2 separate regions of the Homo sapiens genome follow, and region 1 is linked to region 2. A link is a contact called in ENCODE Hi-C data. All regions are on one chromosome and are shown on one strand. The core of a region is the stretch at or near the end of the contact, and the rest is flanking DNA. Distances in the headings are between cores, read along the strand shown.

The links. A loop is a pair of places that touch in the nucleus more often than their neighbours do. Pooled maps may share reads with other maps.
Region 1: a map of CD8-positive, alpha-beta T cell shows a loop between it and region 2 (11-fold over the local background). The contact joins the promoter of TM2D3 here to the promoter of LRRC28 in region 2. A Hi-C loop is called at or near these places in 2 of 168 maps with a recorded cell type or tissue (both CD8-positive, alpha-beta T cell), 2 of 37 single-sample maps with no recorded cell type and 9 of 50 pooled maps.

The regions. Positions count from the first base shown.
Region 1 is chr15:101,650,513-101,653,672 of GRCh38, reverse strand. It overlaps TM2D3 (TM2 domain containing 3), which reads left to right and starts at 1,292. Exons shown (of 6, transcript NM_078474.3): 1 at 1,292-1,402; 2 at 1,900-1,977. The coding sequence starts at 1,312. TARS3 (threonyl-tRNA synthetase 3) reads left to right here. Exons shown (of 19, transcript NM_152334.3): 19 at 1-77. RefSeq lists enhancers at 1-888, 995-1,054 and silencers at 715-904, 1,145-1,704.
Region 2 is chr15:99,249,751-99,252,787 of GRCh38, reverse strand. It overlaps LRRC28 (leucine rich repeat containing 28), which reads right to left and starts at 1,307. Exons shown (of 10, transcript NM_144598.5): 1 at 1,247-1,307. It also overlaps a transcript of TTC23 not described here. RefSeq lists a silencer at 993-1,532 and an enhancer at 1,783-1,832.

The DNA of each region.
Region 1 (3,160 bases), core at 43-2,542, 2.4 Mb before region 2:
TATACTGATCATTTAGTTAACTTCCTGAGGGATGTGAACAGTGAAACAGTTGGCAAACAAAACAATATATATCAGGCTTGTGTAGTAGTATAAGGTGCAGATTGTGTGATATGATTTTTATTATTTATTTTTTGAGACGGAGTCTCGCTCTGTCACCCAGGCTGGAGTGCAGTGGCGCGATCTCGGCTCACTACAACCTCCGCTTCCCGGGTTTAGGCGATTCTCCTGCCTCAGCTTCCCCAGTAGCTGGGACCACAGGCGCGTGCCTCCACGCCTGGCTAATTTTTTTGTATTTTTAGTAGAGACAGGGTTTCACCGTGTTGTTAGCCAGGATGGTTTCGATTTCCTAACCTCGTGATCCGCCCGCCTGGGCCTCCCAAAGTGCTGGGATTACAGACGTGATTCACCGCCCCCGGCCGTGATACGATTTTTAAAGCTAACATTCAGGGCTTATGTGCCGGCACTTTTCCATGTATTTTTTAAAAAGTCATTCAGCAAACATGCACGTGAGGGGGTGGTAGTCAGAAGACCGCGGAATGAACGATCCCGAAGCACGTGGGTGGGAGGAGAGCACCTGTCACCAGCGCTTTCTCCCAGGTGTGCTGTGACAGAAACCGGCAAGGGTCTCCGCAAGCTGGGGCCTGAGCGCGGCTCCCCAGACGGCCGCGACCTTCCCCAGGCAGGGCTGGGCTCTGGACCCTCCCCTCACTTCCCAGCGCCTCGGGCCATCCTGCTTCTCCAGGCCTGAGAGGAACTTTCTGGAAGTGCTGCGTATCTTCAAGAGGCCGGCCAGAAGTGAAAGCCGCGGCAGGCCTGAGCGCCGGCCCCAGGGGAGGGGTCCCTCGGGCCCTCGTCGTCCCGGGGCCGCTTCCCCGACTGTAAATAAGTGTCTTTAGGATGAAACGCCACGCGATAGTGTCCTCGGAACCTTCGCACGAGATCCAGCACACAACATCCGACCACACACTGGGGCGGCCAGCCTCCCGCGTTCGCCCGCCTCTGCTCTTGGTTGCTTCGGGCGCGCATTTCGGTCCACGGATGACCTTTAACAGGTCTCCTGCAGTGGAACCAGGGGTGAGGGCCTCGTCCAAGGGCGTGAGGGGCGCGTGGAAATGGAACAACCTCCCAGGCTCGCATCCTCCTCGGGGACCTCCCAGAAGGCTCAACCGGAAGAAAACCCGCGACCCGCGCGAGGACAGCGAAAGCGCAAACGCCGGCCGCCAGGAGTCGCAGCGCGCCTGCGTCCAGTTCACGCTCCGGCTCCCAGGCGCGCCCCGCCCCCCGGCCCGGAAGTGCGCAGGCGCTGGCAAGATGGCGGGAGGGGTGCTCCCGCTGAGGGGCCTCCGCGCCTTGTGTCGCGTGCTGCTCTTCCTCTCGCAGTTCTGCATTCTGTCGGGCGGTGGTGAGTCAAAGGCTGGGTTCAGCGCCGGGTGGGGCTGAGTGGCAGCAGGGCCCCGGGAGCTGCGAGGAGGCCGGGCCCACGGGCGGACGCTGACGCGGGGAGGAGGCCGAGTGCCGGGCTCCGGGCCGCTTGTCGCTGCATCTGGAGTCTGGCGCCCTGGCCGCCCGGCCCGAGGCCGCCCCTCCGCTCCGGCGACACCGAGCCCGCCATCGCGGCTGCGGAGCCCTGGCACGGAGATGGAGCGCTTGGGGGCTGGGCCGGGGAGGCGGAACTGGAGCGCGATGTCATCCTTCGGTCCCTCGTTGCCGGCTGACCTGAACTGATGTCTACTCTGTTGACGTTTCGTCCCTAAGCTTTGTGTTTTCTGGCTGACCAGCCGTGAGGTTTTCATGAGCAGCTTATTGGCCTGGTGTAGACCCGCCGTGTTAACCACACAAAATAAGGTTTTCTTGTCCCGGGATAACGTGTTTCTCTAATTGTACGATCCTTAAATTTAGAGCAATCGCAGGCGCTGGCTCAGTCAATAAAGGATCCGGGCCCAACACGCACATTCACAGTAGTTCCCAGGGCAGCAGGTACTAGACGTTTTCTATTCTAGTAAATACATGTAGTTATCTCTAGTAGTTTCTCTTTGTTTTTATAAAAATTCCCTTTAGTATACGAAGTCACTTTCCATTTTTGAATATTTATTGTATTTTAGATTATGTGAATTAAGGGTAGATACACAGCCATTTTCAGTAGATAGTCTTCGTATTTATACCTTTTGACGTTTCTGCCTCCTCTCTTTTTCCAATCCCACGCTCATTTGTCACCTTATTTCTATTATTTTTCCACTTCATCCATCAAAATAACCTTCAGTCCGTGCTTCTTTCCCTTCAGCAAATTTCCTCTACTGCTAAAACCCTGTTCCTGATGTTGGAATATTAAAGGCTCCCTCAGGACTGTGGAAATGGAAGGATTACAGCGGGACTGATGGAGACTTGAAATCTAGATCTGGTTTTGCTACTGGGATCTTGAACAAATTATTTATCCTCTTTGGACCTTGGTCCTCATCTTTAAAGCGGTGGGGTTGGTCTGACGACCTAAAGTCATTTCTGCTTTGTGATTCTAAGTGTCCACCTTCCAGCCACATAGTCACGGGATCAAAAAGAGTATTTTGTAGAATTGTTCCTTAATACAGTGAGTAAAGTAGGACCAGTTTTAAACAAGCATTAGTGTGTTTTGCTAGGTGGAGGCTCTGACTATAATTTCATCACTTTAAAGTGACATTACTTCAGTGAATTGAAACTGGCAGAGATATTTTACTGATTCTTATTTGGATGTAAAAAACAGCAGTGCACTTGAATTTTAAACTCAGATTACTTTTTAGAGAAAGCACAAGAGTTCTTAACTCTTGCAGGCTTTTGAAAGCCCTTCTTTTCAGGAATACTTGCAATTTTGATCCTTTCAGTTGGTAAAAATACATTGCACACTCATTAGGTTGGTTGGAAATAAGTTGCAGCTTACTGAAGATGTTATTAAAGTAGAGAACTGTTTTGAACTTTGGTAGCGTAAAACTGTAAATATTATATTAGCAAATGTGGCTTATCGAAGTACCAGTGTGAAATAATGACATTTTAAAGTTGATGCCCTGAGGATGTCAGTGGCTTCATTTCTGAATTAGTGAATTCAGATGAAAAGAACACGGGATTGGAAATGGAGAGATTTGGGTTCTAGTTCCAGTTTTGCCACAGACTTCCTCTGTGATTTTGCAAAACC
Region 2 (3,037 bases), core at 58-2,557:
GTATCCAGGGACTTAAAATTTTAAAGTAGGCCTTCTAATATCTGATGACATGTGGAAGAACATTGCAAGGTTGATTTTTCATCCAACTATGTCAAGACCACGGATAGAGCCTATAAGCTTGCTACATGCCACAAGGATGTCTAATCTTTACAACCATGCACTGCAATAGACATTATGTAGCCCGTTTTGTAGAGGAGGAAACTGAGTTTCTCAGAGGGTAACATGCCATAGTTCCATCGCAGGTGGACTGACTACAAAGCGTGTGCACCGCCGCCCTATAATGCAAAACCACACTCACTGAAGGAAGATTCAATAAGACAGTCCCTGTAACCTGACGGCTTTCCTTCTGAATGTTCTGGCTGGGATTGGCTGCCTCAAAAACACCATTACACTCTGTTAAAATTGCTACAAAGGCTGTTTGGGAGATAAAATCTAAACAAATGAAATCCTAAAACTGCCAATAATAGCAATAAAGCATCAACAATGCTCACAGTTTTGCAGTATGCATTCACGGGCCATACACAGCCTTTAACAAGGTAATTTTCTTACCCCATTTCACTTGACTACATCTTACCTAGTTAAGCAAACTACCTCTTGTATAGTTATACTACCTCTTATGTAGTTAAGGCAAATAGTATTACTTAATATCAGCTGTATACAGCTGCACTTACACACGAGCTTTCTGACAGGTGAACACCAATCTATCTTATTATTAAAAACAAAACAAAAAAATCAAAAACCTCTCAACAAAATTCCACACATATTAAGGAGTATTTTGAAAGGAAGGAGTCCCTTATACTGACCTCCCCGTACTCAATTTAGTAGAATACGCATTCCAATTTCCTAACGCTGGAGATTAGAGAACTATAAGCTACATATTAAAAGCATTTGTAAAAGGCTATTTTCTCAGCTGTGGTAACAAACACTGGCAGAGTCTTAGGCAAAACACACGCCGTTTCGCCCGAGTTAGCCAGCCACTGAGATCGTTACAGTTGGGAAGCAGCGAGCCCAGCAGCAGGGATTTCACGGACCCGGTATCAGGGTTCTCGGGTCCCAGGGGCCGCGGGCCGCAGAGTGGGAGGAGGACCCGGCAGCTGTGGCCACCCGAGGCCCGGACGGCTCCGCTGTCCCACTCGCCGCGACCCGGACGCTTTGGCAGGACCACGTCTGGGGCGTCCCCGCCGGGGGGCCGGGTCAGAGAGCCTCGCCACTTGAATCACCCGACGAGGCGGACAGCTCTACTCACCTCAGCGCCAGCAGAGCCAGCGCTCCGGAGCGCAAGCGGCGCTGGAAGCCAAGCGGGGGACGGCGGGCGGGGCGGGGCAGGGAGCCAGGCGAGGGCGGGGCGGAGCGCCGGGCGTCGGGGGCGGGGCTCCGGGGGTGGAGCGGAACCCGCGCCAGAGGGAGCTGGGGAAGAGGGAGCGGGAGAGGAGCACGGAACCTCGCGATAATCCCCTGTGTTCTCGCGCTTTCACGATAGGCGCGGGAAAATGCTCGTTTGCCAAGCGATCTGTGTATTGGCCGAGAGCGCTACTTCCTCTATGCTGGCCCCGCCCGCGGCTCTACTCTTGCTTCCGGCTCCGGCGTGGGGTTTGATGTCGACGGAGTGGCTTTTGCTTAGCGTCTTGAAGGGGTAATTTAGTCGGCTCCAACTTCGGGAACCGCCAGTTACTGACCTGTTCCTTCATTCATACATTCATTCAGTCACTCGGCTTCTCATTCAGAGCACACGTTGAGGGATTACAACAATGATCCCACGTTGAGCGTTCGTTCTAAGAGCTGTTTATAGATTATCTCGTTGAACCCTTGACAGCAATCCCATGACACAGGGACTAACAGCGCCAGTCTGACCGTTGAAAAACAGGCCAGTGGGTTTATGTAACGAAGCCAACGTTATTTAGCAAGTAGTGAGTCTAAGCACCGGATTTAAGGGGTCACTACGAACTGGTAGATAACAAAGATGAGGAGGACGTAACCTAGTCTCTGCCCTTCAAACACCCAAGGTTTATTTTGAGTAAAGATTGCTAAAAAGGTCAGGAACAATTTAGAGAGTTAAATACAATGACACTTCCTAGCCTGACTGAGTAGGCCGTCAATATGTATTTCTTCAAGACGAAAATTATTATGTCAGCGAAATAGCATGAAAGAGGGCTTTATGCTGTTAAAAATACTTGGAAGCATAGTTCGGAAACATTTTTAAAAGACACTTTTTAAAGTGTCTCATTAATATGACAAATTTCCTTCTGAAATGAAGATTTTAAAGTATAATCCTCTACTACAACCGCTGATATTTTTTGTTCTGTGGAAAGCCTGTCTATGAGTTTGCGAGGCTCCTTGTCAAGGAACTTTAACTTTATAATGAAGTAGTTTTTACAGTTGCTGACTTAATTATTCATAGAGACGAATAACCTAGAAAGCAGAGTTATATTAAATAAAAAACATTGGTTTTAAAACAAGGTATGAGTTATAATAAAAATTATCAGTTATCTATTAAATCTGGTCTTCAAGAGCTATTCAGGTATACAGCATGGTTGGTATATGTCATGTATTTCTAAGATAGTTTCGGAATACCTAAGAATTCGTGGCACTCAGAAATTTTTTGCTGGTCTTAAAATGAGGAAATCCACATTTTGTGTAAAAACAAAGATACGGTGTTTAATGGTCAGCCCAAATAATAAGACTTGCTGCTAATATATGAAGAGTTACACCCCCCAAAAAAGAAAAAAGATTAACAGTAGAACAGTTTTTTGAAAACAATGTTAGCCTCTTAGTTTTCATTTCTTTTTTTTAATGGGGAATACTGTTTTTCAGTGATTAATATCTGATATTTGATCATGAAAAATGAATCATGTTAAAATAACCTTCACCTCCTCCCCACATTGACACAAAAGTTACCAAGTGATTATATTTGATAATACTTTATGACCCCACTCTTGAAGTTCTCACAATTTGTAGAGAATCAATTCGCACGTTTTGTCTCTCTTAAAGGGGAAAAAAATCCTCTAAGCTGGTGATTTCACGTTCTTTGACAAACTTC